Regions from separate parts of the Homo sapiens genome. Here regions 1, 3, 4 and 5 are each linked to region 2. Evidence: chromatin contacts called from ENCODE Hi-C or POLR2A ChIA-PET data. All regions are on one chromosome and are shown on one strand. The core of a region is the stretch at or near the end of the contact, and the rest is flanking DNA. Distances in the headings are between cores, read along the strand shown. Region 1 holds the start of LINC02695 (long intergenic non-protein coding RNA 2695). Region 2 holds the start of CREBZF (CREB/ATF bZIP transcription factor). Region 3 overlaps ME3 (malic enzyme 3). Region 4 has its middle 25 kb from the start of LINC02695. Region 5 overlaps DLG2 (discs large MAGUK scaffold protein 2).

Region 1 (2,700 bases), core at 51-2,550, 530 kb after region 2:
GCATTTATTAATGGATTATACTCCTTCTCTGAGATTTGCAGTCTCTTGGTTTATAAAGTGAGTATAACTTTTTTGTTTTTCAGGATTAATGTTAGAATTAGGCAATACTGGCTACATAATTTGTGAGGCCCAGTGCAAAATGAAAATGCAGGATGGCCCCTTGTAAAGTAATTATTAAAAATTTCAAGAGAGCAACAGCAGGGCATTAAACTCAGTATGGGGCTCTGTTTTTGGGAGGCACCAAACACCCAAACCATATCAGGATGTGAAACCATCTTTGGGGGACCATTATTCAGCCTACACAATAACAATATTCTTATTCTTATTATTTTGTTGTCCTTATTTCATGCTTCAGTGGTTTCAGAATAAAGTTCAAACTCTTTTCCAGGACATGGCTAGCCCATTGTGATCTGACCCATGCCTATCATTCTAATTTCAATTCTTTCTATCCCCCCACATGCATTGAACACTCCAGTAACATTGAACAACTTGTGATTTTTCCACTGCAATCTGCTGTCACTTGCTGACCAGCCTCTTTCATACTGTTATTTCTGCACAGAATATTCTCCCCCATTTCCCCTTTTCACCATTCTTCTTCTCTTTCAGTTCTGTCTGATTTTATTGTTGTTGTTTTTAATACTTAGCCCAGGTTTTCTCCTTGGAAAACTTCTCTCCACCACTTATGATCTTGGAAAAGTTTCTTCTCTATTTTCACATCTAAAGAATGAAAATCACAGAATAACACCTGCATTATTATGAGGCTCAAATGACATAATCCACATAAAGCACTTGGCAGACTGCCTGCCAGGTGGTAAGTGCCCACAAAAAAATTATCTGTAATTATCGTAAATATTCTTTGACCTTCCCCCATGGTGATATAAGAGCTTTCTCCTCTGTCCTCTACTAGCAACCAGAGCATAGAAGGTGGCAGGCTTTCCTGTAATTTACTGCTCATGTGTAAGTCTGTTCTGCTGTACTGACCATTCTTTGAGATCAAGAGCTCAATTGTTCATTTCCATATCTTTAGTGCCTAGCACAGGGTTTGGACATATGGCAAGTTAATACTTATTGAAGCAAAATAGGGAAATAATTATTAAGAGGACACATGCTAATTCTGTTCTCAGAATATTTTTTAAAACATTCATTCCATTCTTATGTTCCTGCAGTACAAGTCTAAAAATATTTCATTTGTCTACCTTCTATTTAAATAAAAGTGCAGCATTAACAAAACCTACCCTGTTGAGCCAAATTTCCTTTTGTCTTGCTTTGCTCTAGTCACTTCCTCTTTTTTTTCTTTCTACTTCCTCCTGGTAAAGGTCATTTCTTTCTGTGTCATAATCTCACCTTTTTTTTTAAAAAAATAATGTCAATGTTTTTCCCAAAATATGCATTCCCAGAAAGCTGCGTAGTCGTTACCCGTAACAAGGAAAACCCCACCCTTCCTGTCCCCCGCTGTGCTGCAGCCCTTGAAGTCTCCAGGGTATCTGTAACCTTAGCATGGAGTCAGTATGAGCTCCCTCTCCTGGCAGGTTATAGTCATGCTAAAGCTAGACACGGCTAGAGTATCCCAGTCACACATCCAGAAATGATTATAAAGCATGAGATAACCCAGGCCTTTCTGTTCCCTGAGCTCAGATTTAAGGCAGGTGTGGGGCTATCTAATTTGTTTGTAAAATCATTCGCTTGACAGGCATCACAGAGATCTGAATCCCATCCTACTGCTTGGAGGAAAGAAGCTGCACCGTTTATGAAAAGAATAAGAATTTGGATTTGTGCCCTGTTCTACCACTTATCTAGCTGGCTGCTCTTTTGTCAAATTACTAATACCTGCAAGCCTCTGGATCTTCAACTTTAGGGTAACATTAGACCTATTTCACCTACCTTATAGGGTAGATGTAAATTTTAAAAACAATATAAAAACGGTGCTACTTATTGGGTAATAGCTATGCTTCAGGCACTGATAGGTGCATTATCCCTATTTTGTATATGAGAAAACCACAGTTCAAGCAGTTGTCACATAGTAACTCTGTTAACACATGGAGAGCCAGGATTCATACCCAGGTCTTTCTGACTCAAAAGCCTTTCTTGATGTTTTCCCTTTAATTATACCAGACTAATGTTCCTGAATCATGCATCTGAAAACATTTGGGGGAAAACAAAAGTAAAATTCTATACTACGAAGGTAAATTTTTATTTTATAGATGTTGAAATTGAGGCCCAGAGAAGCGCAGTAACTTTCCCTAGGAGTTGGTGGCAAATACAACTCAGTAGTTTATTAAGGACTCAATAGTATTTACCCAATAGGGCTAGCAAGTGTGCAGGCTACTCGGGTGTTAAAATGTAGCTGCACCCAGGTGAAAGGGCAATCCAATAAAGGTTTCAGGTACTTTACACTTTTTTTCACATGCTTTCCACTTCATGGTTGCACTGGACAGCTTAGGTGATACAATCTCAATGATACTGTCCAGATCACGAGGGTTTCCTGAGTCCTTGTTGTGAAACACAGGAGGCCCTCTGTGTGACTTGGTCCCAGCATCAATTTCCAGCTTCATCTCTCATTAGGTCTCCTGGGTCATCATCTAGCTCCAAACCTCCTCCTCAGTCATAATGAACTGCTTGCAGCTCCTGGAATGCATCACATGGATTTGTGCCTCAGAACCTCCATTCCTTTACCTAGAATATATTTCACCCGCTGAGCAT
Region 2 (2,700 bases), core at 18-2,517:
CACCGACACCTTATCCTTGTCCACATGGAGACAGACTCCTCCCGCCGAGTCGTCCTCTTCCAGCAGGTCCTGCTTCTGCTTTCCCACCGGCAGAGCGTAGTCGTGGTCACCGGCGGGCGAGTCTCTGAAGAGCGAGGTGGTCAGCCGCAGTCCCACGCCGCTCAGCCGGCTCAGCAAGCGAGCCAGTCCAGTCTCGTTGGCTAAGACTGCCCGTAGGTAGCGACTCTCCTCCTGCAGTGCCTGTACGCGTTTGCCCAGCTCCCGATTCTCGGCCCGCAGCTCCTGGTTCTCGGCTGCCAGACCCCGGACTCGACTCTCCAGCCCCATCACGTACTCCTTCTTCTTCAGTCGATTAAGGCGGGCAGCGGCCGCCGCCGCCTTCCGGGGACTCTTTGTCGCCGCCTGGTTGTTGTCGTTACCGCTGCCGCCACCGCCGCCTCCTCCTGGGGACTTTCTCCGCCTCTTTTCGGCGCTGCCACTGTCACTGCTGCTGCTGCAGCCTCCGATACCGTTTAACAGCCTTTGCAGCAGGTCAGAGAAGCGCTGCATTTCAGCAGCCGCGGCCTCATCGTCATCGTCCCCTCTCCACAGGCCGCCGCTATCCGAGCCTCCGCCAGACGAGGAGAGAGGCCCCGGCGAGCTAAGCCCGGGGTCCAGGTGCCAGTCCGGTTGCCTGGGGTCCAGGAGATCCGCCAGTTCCAGCCCAGACAGAAAGTCCATATCCTCCGTCTCTTCCCCCGGGAGGCTGGCGATCGCCTCCTCCTCCATCTCCTCGGGGGAGGGCGCGCGCACGGCCACGCCGCCGCGGCTCCCCCTCCCGGCTTCCAACTCTCCTTCGTCGCCAAACTGCTGCTTGCGGCCGGGAGATCCGGCCGCCGCCGTCTCCTCCTCCCCCGCTGCAGCCCGGGTCAGGTCAGAGGGCAGCGAACAAGTTGCAGCCGGCTCCGGGCTCTCACTGCGGGTTGGGGAGTTGCTGCCCGAGGCTGCCAGCAGCTTGGTCAGGCTATGCCTCATGAGGGCCAGCGGCGGGCCGCGGTAGGCCCCGGCCGCTAAGAGTGGGCCTCACGGGCCCCAAGGATCCCAGGCCCCAGGGCGGGTAGCCCCCGGCACTGGCCGAAACGAAATGCAGGGAAAGGTCCGAGTCGCCTCCCGCCTCACTTGGCTAGTCGACCCCCCGCGCCAAGGCGCGGGGAGGGACGGGAGAACGAAGCGGTGAGGCCCTGCGATGACTCGACCGCGCCACCCAGACAACGGCGTAGCCGGAAGTCAGTGGTTTTCGCCCCAGTCCCGCCCACCGCGTTTCGCGCGCCACCAGGCCGTAGTGTCGCGAGATTTCAGGGTGCTTTAGAGTGGGAATAATTCCAGCTTTCTAGTGATGTCATAATAACAGCGGCAAAAATAACAAGTCTCTAGATTTATCCACCCTAATTCAATACCACCCAATACCCAGACTCAACAGTTCAACACAACATTTTGCTATATTTGCTTTATCTTTACATAAATGCTTGTAAATTTTTTTTTTGCTGAATCATCCTAAAGTTGCAGATGAGACACCACACCCCTGCGTACTTCAGTGTGCATCTCTAAAAATAAGGACTTTTTTTTCATAATCATAATACTATTACCAAGTCTTCAGAAAATTAACAATCGTTTACTAATACTATTTAATACCTGGGCCATACTAGATGTCCTCAGTTGGATAATGGATATGCTAGTTACCCTAACCTGATCACTACATTCCATATGTATAGAAATATCACTATGTACCCAATGAATATGACAGTTATTATTTGTCAATTAAAAAAAATTAAAACCAAAGCAAAATGAATGTAGAATACAACATTGCTTACAAAAATTGTCTTCAGTTGTTCTTGCCATTTTTGTAAGTAGATGTTTTCACTTGAGCCAAAATCCAATCAGTACTGACTTACTGCATTTGGGTAACAAACAAACAAAAACTCTGACAAATAGAGCCAGGAAAGGCTATGAAGAGAGGGTACTCATGCTTGTATGCCTGAAAACAAAGACTGTAAAAACCACAACGTTGCACAAAGACCATCACGACCTTATACAAAACCTCTGCAAGGATGTCTGCCCAGAAACTGCCTGTCCAACCTTTAACTGACGTCACCCTTGTTATTGACCTTTGTAGCTAAGATAATTAGTTCAAAACAATGTGTAACCATCCTCATTTTTTTTTCCTTTAAAACTCTTTGTCTTCCTTCGTCTTCCTGAATACACACATAGTTTACTATGGCATGCGTTTTCCCACTGAAATGCTCCATTCTCAAAACATGTCTTTTATTTTAGAGACCTTTTCTGTTTGTTATTTAGGTTCACATCCCACAAGGGATTTCAGATTTGAAGCAGTTTACAAATACAGATATTTAGGTTCACATCCCACAAGGGATTTGAGATTTGAAGCAGTTTACAAGTACATTAGAATATAGTAAAACAAAACATTTTGAATTTTTAAAAAGCAAGGCCAATAAAAGATGAACTAGGAAGAGAAGGATTTCTGAAAGGGGAAAAGGTTAATCTTGGAATTGGATGGATGCAATATCTTACTCAGTTGTTTGAATTGGGCTAAAAATTGTTTCCTGACAGCCCAAACAAAAAAAGAGAAATGAATTTTCCTTTGTTCATGAGTAAAATATACATGAATTCTTTAACTGCTCTTCTAGTTCTTAAATCTTAAAG
Region 3 (2,700 bases), core at 1-2,500, 930 kb after region 2:
GAAAGACCTGCTCCTGTGACTCAATTACCTCCCACCGAGTCTCTCCCACAACACGTGGGAATTCAAGATGAGATTTGGGTGGGGACACAGCCAAACCATATCAGACATCTAGAGTCCAGAACTGTGAGAAAATAAATTTCTATTGTTTAAGCCACCTAGTCTGCAGTGTTTTGTTATGGGAGCCTGAGCAAACTAATACACTTCCTATGAAGAAAATCTCACGTGAAGTCCAAGCCTGTCTGGTCTAAGAGAAAAAAGTCACCACCTGAGAACTGGGACCACATTCTTTGTTCTAATTGTTCCAGCTAGTCCAGCTTCTCCACTAACCTACTTAATCATTACAGACATGGGCACTGTGACAATGATGGCCAGGTGTGTTGGGAATTCAATCACTTGAACAAGAATGTCCCTGGGTTATAACATCCAGGCTGCTGCTTTTTTTTCTAAAGCACCAGACAATTGCTTCACAAAGTTCCCAATAACTCAGCTCTCACCACTTGCTCAAAGCCAGTTTCTTAGGCCTTGAGGGGGGGAAATAGGCTATTTAAACTCAAATGACTATTGAGCTTTGTTGACAAAATACCACTTGGAAGAATAATGTAAATGGAATCCATCTTCAAGGAAGCAAATGTCAAGGAGCACTTCACAAAACCCATGTTCCTCTAGCCACAGTGACTTCATTACTACATCTGAGGGGAGAGAAGTGTGAGTTTAATTAGGTAAACATAGAGACAGTGTTTGGGAATCTCATTGTAACCAGTGAGAAGGCAAGGTTTTCATAGACAATTGCTGGATGCAACTAGGTCAGTCTCCAGATCTGAAATTAAACCCTTTATCTAAGGGTTACTACTTAAGCCAGCAACAAAGGAGCATTTTACCCAATTCCCACTCAGATTTAGAGATGTCAAGTTTTCCTTGTTTCTGACTAGCAACAACAGAAGAAATTAAAACAGCTCAGTCTGGAATATCCCAGGAACCCCCAAACTTAGCAAGATTTGGGGAATATACCACCTAGTCACTCCTTCAGAAAGGGGCACAGTGATGGGGGAGAGCACAGAACGCAGGCATCAAACACACCTGCATTTGAGTCCTGGCTCCATGGGTTACTAAGTGTGTGACTGTGAGCCAGTTATTTAACCTTCCATAGGCCTCAGCTCCCTTATCTATTAACCTGGTGAAATGCAGACCCCTCTGCATGGGGTTACAAGGTTTCAGCATGACTGGGTATGAAAAGAGAACAAAGAAGCTTCCTGGAGATGACTGTGGCCTTGGCTCACTGCCAGGAAAATGACTCATTTCTGTATGCCAGGGTTATAGTTCACTGTTACCCTGACAAATGAATGTGGAAGACCCATGATTTCCTCCACCCTCCTTCACTCACATAGTAAAAGTTAGCTACTGCCTGCAACATACCAGGCACCGTACAACACGAAACTGTAGGCTCCCCCTCCAGGAAGTGACAATGTCATTCCTAACCTGTTGGAATTTTAACACCTGTCATAAAAGGATCTCATGATGCTTTGAATACTTTCTCGAAAGGTGTCACATGCTGCAAGAATAGTAAGGACAGCAACAGCTATCATTTCCTACTTGGGTTGCATGTTTAATATTTCGTAAAACAATACTTTCACATATATCATATGAGCCCCACAAAGGCTCCAGAACTTCAGCATACAACCAGTAAGTTGCAGAACTGGATCACAAGCCCGACCTCCATCTCCCTAAGTTCAATAGGAATTTTCTGATACATTTTCTCCCAAGTTTGAAAGTAATATTACGCACAGAAAAGTTGGAAAAAAATAACCACACCTTATTTTCATCACCCAGAGATAGCCACTGTATCATTTTGTTCTATTTTCTTCCTATCTTTTTTCTATGCTTAAAAAAATTTTATTTAAACAAACTTGAGATCATACTATGTATAAAATTTTTTAGTCTTTTTTCCCCACTAAAAATGTTATGATTAGCATTTTCCCACATACTAAAACTTCAGCCTAAAATGTTATTAAAAAACAGAAAAACACAGCAAGCTTTATCTAGTAATTCCTGTTTTATATAATTGTTTCCAAACTTCCACAATTATGAATTATGCTGTAATGAGCACAAAACTTTTTGTTTCTGATTTTTCTTCAGATTGAACTATAAGTGTACTTAAGAGACTGATGACTCATTCTTTCATTCAACAAATATTTAATAAGCACCGACTAGGTACTGGATACCATTATAAACTGACGATACAGTAATAAGGAAACAAAGTAAAAAAACAGACAAGATATCCCTGCCTTCATGAAACTTACATTCTAGAGATATCAACAGTTTTAAGTATCTGTACGCATACTGTCAAATCACTTTTAGAAAGGTCGAACTATTTTATAACTCCAGTACATAAGTAGCTGTCTTACTACATTTTCACCAATGCTGAGTATTATGATTTAAAATTGTTGCTAATTTATAACACTTAATAAAAATATTGCATTCCTTAGAGATTTTTCTCCTTTGCTCTCTACCTCCATATATTCACCTCATCATAAAATACAAGTACATTGAAGAGACATTTAAGTTATCATCCAAAGTTGGTCTCCTAGCTGGGCATAATGACTCACAGCTATAATCCCAGCACTTTGGGAGGCCAAGGTGGGTGAAGCACTTGAGCCCAGGTGTTTGAGACCAACCTGGGCAACATAAAAACACCCCATCTCT
Region 4 (2,700 bases), core at 32-2,531, 550 kb after region 2:
AAATAGGAGATATTAGAAATTAGAAGTATGTAAATGATAGGATAAGAAGTTATTGTGTTAGAACCCATAGGCCTTCATATTAAATTATTTTAATATCAGATGGCATGCTAGAATAATAATGTGACTCCTATAACTGGAACCATAGAATAGAATTTTTTAAATGCTCTCTGAATGTATAAAGAAAAAATAAGATTTAATTGTGACATTCTGACACCCACATGCTAGGGTAAGTTCAACACCTGTGCAGGCTGCCTTCCCTCCCAGACAGTTGTGTCTGAACACCACCGTGGACTAAAACTAACAAAACTAACAATTTATGATATTGGCACCCTTCTTCCCTATGTCATTCACAGGTCTGCTTCATTCCTACGGATTAAACACCTCTCCAGGATCCTAGATTCAAGCCATTGCTTCTCGCATTTCCACCTTCTCACTCCTAAATTAAATGAGGGCTGGCTCTGTCCAAGAACACAATCTTTACTTTGTAGAGAAGGTATCTACCTCACAATTGGCTTTGCATTTCTCCAAATTCCAGACTTCTGCTGGCAGGATGTTCTAGTCCCAAAAGTGACTCCTGGCGAGGCCAGATTCTGTTCCCACCATAAGGGATGGAGCCTCACAAATATGCAGCTATGTGCCTTTGTAGTCTCAGCCTCTCAAGAGTACATTTTCTTTAGAAATAGTTATCCATCTCTGCCTGTTGGTAATCACTAATTAAAGGTTTGGGTAAGATTTCCTCGCAGCAAGAATCCTGCTATGAATTTCCTTCCTCCTAAATCTTAGTCCCTTGCGAGACCACACCAGATGCCAATCTTGTACAATTAGGAGGTGGATTCAGAATCTGCCAGGATTCTGAATCCTGCATGTGACTGCACAAGCTTCTCATCCAACACATACACAGAGGACGCTGGACAAACGCCTATGCTTTGCTGCCAGTTCATGCTGGGCTCCAAACCCTATCAGATCTCTTGCCTCAGCAGCTGGACTGAACAAAGTGGACTCCCTGAGGTTACTTTTGCCCTCCTGACTTGAGAACGTCCCAGACACCAATCCCAAGGCAGTGAAGAGATGAAAAGATGAAAGCATTACAAGAGTTAACAAAAGCCGAGTCGCCAGAGGTCACTGACGGGGAAAGTCTCTCAGCCCACTTCTGTTTATAACCACTTTATTCCTTCAACAGAATCCCCTGCAGAATCATTTCTCTAAAACCTCCATCTATATCTGAAATCCCCATTTTGTCCTGGAGTCTCTTCAGAGATCTTTTTTCTTTGGAAGGAAGGACGGAAGCCTTGAGCACCCCCTGGAGGTAGGCGTGTGCTAGTAAGCGTCTCCTTGGACTGTGGTTCTTTTTGTACCAGTTGGTAGTAGCTTTCGTACCAGTTCGTTGATACTTTTGTCACCTGGATTGCTGACTTTCGCTGGTTTCCAGTGCTGCCTCTAGGTGACCTATCTACAACTTCTATGACAGCTGACTGTCATAGGGGCTTCCACCTTCTTTGTATTCTAGCCTTGATAAGGGGAAGGATCCCTTGCCCTGCTGCAGAAATAAAACAGCCTGTTTCTCAGCCTTGTCCTCCATTTTCTCCTGTAAGACAGTTTGTTACTCATACAATTCTACTTGACATCTCTCCAACTTGCGTTGCTCCCTTCTTCTGTATCCTTATTACTGCTCTTCAATTTGTGTAAAATTATTGTCCTACCTTCAGCCCTTATCCTTATGAAAACCTTTTCCATTCTTTAAAAGCCCAGTTCACTGGCCACTTTCCCCACACCTACCTCTGAAATCCTGTAAAACTTATTTACAAAGTTCTTATCATACACTGCCTTGTATTTTAGTTATATCTGTATATATTATCTTACTGTATCCAACCAATTACCCAGCACGGTGTCTAAGATGCAGTATTCAGTTAATAATCATTAGATAAAAGTTGAATTAAGTTGTTGAGGGCTGTTTTCAAACACCCAATTTTCTAAGAATAGAGAAAACATTACTGTTAAAGATGAAAAAATACAAAGAAAGGAAGAAATAGAAGAAAGAGATGGGGCAGACAGAGATACAGGAAAGAATGGTGACTATGTAACTATAAGTCATGACGAATTCTCTCCTGAGAATACCAGTATGTTATAGAAAGAACACTGACTAAGTGTCAGAAAACTCAGCTCAAGTCCCATTTGGTTTTTAATGAACTGAATGATCACTAACCTACTCTCTGGGCCTCAGCGTTTTCTCTAAAGAACCAAAGCAGTGGGTTATATGACCTCTGAAGTTTATTACCATGTTGACATTGTATGACCATCTCTCTATTCAAGCATAGTGGTAGGATGGCGCTCAGATTGCACCTGTCACAGAGACTGGCATACTATGTGTGCTAATAAGTGCCAGTTCCTCTTTTCTTCGCACATAATGGAAATATTCTGCAACATTCTCAATTTTAATAAGGAGAAAAGTTCATCTTTATCCATTGAGGATAACATGGTAAAAGAGAATTGTACTACGTATTTAATTTAATTTTATGGAAGAATTTTTCAGTGGTTAAGTCTATTTTTAATTCCAGGTCTTGCCATATGCTGTTTCAAGGGGAAGCTTCTATTCTACAACAAACTACTTTTTGAGTCAAATGAAGAACTGAAAAATAGTTAGGCTTAAACAAATTCTTAGTCAACCACATCATGGTCTGGAAAGACACAAAAATCATTTGG
Region 5 (2,700 bases), core at 114-2,613, 550 kb before region 2:
GTCAGTCCTGGCCAAGGGCAGGCTCACATAATCTAAACATGACCATCGGGAGCCCACCTCTGTGGACTGGGGGTTCTCTGCAGAGAAAGCAGATCGGTATCTGCTGCACAACTCCTTCAGAAAATATGTGTTTCACTGGGAGATATAATTACTTTTATGTAAATAGCAAAGTAAATTTATGAAACCAGTAGCCCCCAGTTCTATGGCAGAAATGAAAAAGAAACATCTACTTTCTGATTCTCTCACCTGACCACAGCACTGAGAATAAGACTTTAATGCTGGCGCTCTGACTTGTGATCTTCAGGAAGAGTCTTAAATGTAGTTGTTTATTTGTTCCTAAGGTTCTACAATACAACTAGGACCTAATCTGGGATTCCCAGATCCCAAGGGGTTCAACTCCAAGGGAATAATGAAAGATGAACGATTTATAATAATTCAAAAGACAGAATCCTAATTATGCAATTTCCTTGCAACAAGACTGCACAAAGTAATAAAATGTGAAAGTTCTTATATTAATATTTTGGGCTGAAATTACCAGTGTATTAGAGGATCAGAAATTCTTATTGGTATTATACATGATTGTGTTTGATTTACATAGGATTACTGCCTTATTCATGTTTATATTTCCAGCAATTGGCATAGTACTAGACACAACTGAATGGAATTACTAAACTTTGTAGCTTGAAAACAAAATTTCTGAAAACACACGTTCTATGGTATTCTCTTAGGAGAAAAGTGTTAAAGAATGATGAAGAGGAGAAATAGAAACTACCAGCCTAAGAGGGTAAAATACCATTATTAATCCTCTTTACCAAGAAATCTGAGAGCTGTGAAATAATTTATTAAAACTTACTAAAGAGAAAAATCAACATATAGGAGATTCACATATTGAAACTTAACTCCCAGAATTTCTGCCATGTACCAGGGATTTTACTAGCTGTGGATATACTAGGACCCCAAGGAGCACATTGTCTCCATGGAGAAACAGATGTAGGAATCAGTAGTTATGAAATGATACCATCAGGGATACAATAAAAGAAGTGTTCTATTTATGAACAAATAATAGAATTATTAAAACACATCCTTTCTCAGTTCAAGATCAGCCTGTTCAACAGGGCAAAACCTCGTTATTTACCAAAAATACGAAAAAAAAAATTAGCTGGGCTTAGTGGCATGCACCTGTAATCCCAGCTACTTGGGGAGGCTGAGGCACAAGAATCACTTGAATCCAGGAGGTGGAGGCTGCAGTGAGCCAAGATCATGCCACTACACTCCAGCCTGGGCAACAGAGTAAAACTCTGTCTCAAAAATAAAAACCAAAACCAAAAACAGAAAAACCACATCCTTTCTCTATCATAAGTAGTCCCTAAGCATGCACTCTCCTCTGATCATCTGCTCAAAAATTAACATTTTTATTCTCTGAGTCTCCAGCACATCTGGGCTCCCTCTGCACTGCAGGAATACCTCCAAAATTTAGCATCACCATCTCTCCTTCACTAAAGGTGATCCCACTTTCTCCCCCCTGCCACAGATAAACAAAAACTGAGGAAAAAAGCTTAATCTCTTACACAATCTGAGTGAAAATCAGGCTCCCCCAGGCTTACTGCTAACATAGTTGTAAGACATGTTATGTCAGTCCAGTCGTATCTTTCAGCACATGGTACCTCAACAATAGATAAAGATATTTAGGAAGCTCCACATATTACTTTTCCATTGCCTACAAGGGGAGTCAAATGAGGAGAATTTCCAAAAGGTAACTTTCTAATTTTTTGTCTCCATCATACACAAATTATTTCATGACAGCTAAACTCATTTACAGTACACGTAATTCCAAGAGACACCACTGTCATTTCTATTAGGCAATCCATGTATTACAGAGTATCATACATTCAGCCACTTTCTTCACACACTTCAGAGTACAGAAGTAGTAGCATGAGTACATGAAAGGAGAAGTAGGATGTCTGGGATCTGTTCCCAGTGCTACAATTGATGCACTATTCTTACTCCCTTTGCATTGAAATCTCCCATCTGTAGCACAAGGATAATGACATAGTACCTGTTTGTTTCTAAGGCACTGGAAAATTCTCTGGTAGAAGATACTATGCAAATGCAGAGACTATTATTACACCAGGAAGACTTGAAAATTGCAAGTTGGTGTGCTCATGACTATTAAGCAGTTGACACAGTGACAAAAGAGAGAGCATCTTTCTTCAAGGCATCTAAAATCAAGTATTGCTGAATATGCAGCTATTCTGAAAAACATATGTGCAAATATATTCGTTTTAATGACCTTCCAACTCTAACTCATCAATAACCCATTTAAAGCAATCCTTTCCAAGTTATCCTGACTCCAACAAAATGCATGGAATCCCTAATCACTGATATTTTTTATAATGCAAAGCTTTCTGAAAGATTATTCTTTCTCCTTGCAAAATATTTGCTTTACTCCAGAATTTCAGAGAGCATTCTGGCTCATTCCACTAAGATTATTCCAAAATATAAAAACATTTATCCTTCAATCTGCTAATCTTGGAATAATCAAACTTACAGTACAGTGGTGGACAGGCATCCAAGCAGGGGCTTCCACTGAACAATTCTGGGCTGGGCATCTGCCTTGGTTTTGCTGCAAATAAGTAAAAATTATATTATATTCTATTTATTATGGGCCAGTATGTATATATGCTAGCTGACATGTTTATT

Evidence for each region. A loop is a pair of places that touch in the nucleus more often than their neighbours do. ChIA-PET counts read pairs that join two places held with the same protein, here RNA polymerase II (POLR2A). Pooled maps may share reads with other maps.
Region 1: a loop to region 2 is called in a map of CD4-positive, alpha-beta memory T cell, with 14 times the contacts of the local background. The contact joins the promoter of LINC02695 here to the promoter of CREBZF in region 2. A Hi-C loop is called at or near these places in 1 of 168 maps with a recorded cell type or tissue (CD4-positive, alpha-beta memory T cell), 1 of 37 single-sample maps with no recorded cell type and 8 of 50 pooled maps.
Region 3: a loop to region 2 is called in a pooled map, with 5 times the contacts of the local background. The contact joins the enhancer-like site here to the promoter of CREBZF in region 2. A Hi-C loop is called at or near these places in 2 of 37 single-sample maps with no recorded cell type and 8 of 50 pooled maps.
Region 4: a loop to region 2 is called in a map with no recorded cell type, with 7 times the contacts of the local background. The contact joins the enhancer-like site here to the promoter of CREBZF in region 2. A Hi-C loop is called at or near these places in 3 of 37 single-sample maps with no recorded cell type and 7 of 50 pooled maps. POLR2A ChIA-PET finds 5 or more read pairs at or near these places in 1 of 52 experiments (GM12878).
Region 5: a pooled map shows a loop between it and region 2 (4-fold over the local background). The contact joins the enhancer-like site here to the promoter of CREBZF in region 2. A Hi-C loop is called at or near these places in 2 of 37 single-sample maps with no recorded cell type and 2 of 50 pooled maps. POLR2A ChIA-PET finds 5 or more read pairs at or near these places in 1 of 52 experiments (activated B cell).

What each region holds. Positions count from the first base shown.
Region 1 is chr11:86,192,198-86,194,897 of GRCh38, forward strand. It overlaps LINC02695 (long intergenic non-protein coding RNA 2695), which reads right to left and starts at 1,301. Exons shown (of 2, transcript XR_001748524.2): 1 at 1,236-1,301; 2 at 1-717.
Region 2 is chr11:85,663,862-85,666,561 of GRCh38, forward strand. CREBZF (CREB/ATF bZIP transcription factor) reads right to left here and starts at 1,268. Exons shown (of 1, transcript NM_001039618.4): 1 at 1-1,268. The coding sequence starts at 1,014. RefSeq lists enhancers at 1-131, 242-531, 802-851.
Region 3 is chr11:86,591,826-86,594,525 of GRCh38, forward strand. All of the region lies in intron 2 of ME3 (malic enzyme 3), which reads right to left. Among named protein-coding and RNA genes, the nearest start is that of ME3, 79 kb to the right of the region's middle. Within about 2 kb of position 1,251, at least 19 of the 41 ENCODE cell types and tissues checked have a DNase peak (open chromatin) inside an H3K27ac peak, as active enhancers do.
Region 4 is chr11:86,217,355-86,220,054 of GRCh38, forward strand. No RefSeq gene overlaps it. Among named protein-coding and RNA genes, the nearest start is that of LINC02695, 25 kb to the left of the region's middle. Within about 2 kb of position 1,282, at least 4 of the 41 ENCODE cell types and tissues checked have a DNase peak (open chromatin) inside an H3K27ac peak, as active enhancers do; they include GM12878, where a contact is called at or near this core.
Region 5 is chr11:85,109,113-85,111,812 of GRCh38, forward strand. DLG2 (discs large MAGUK scaffold protein 2) reads right to left here. Exons shown (of 28, transcript NM_001142699.3): 6 at 2,549-2,623. Among named protein-coding and RNA genes, the nearest start is that of DLG2, 520 kb to the right of the region's middle. Within about 2 kb of position 1,364, at least 2 of the 41 ENCODE cell types and tissues checked have a DNase peak (open chromatin) inside an H3K27ac peak, as active enhancers do.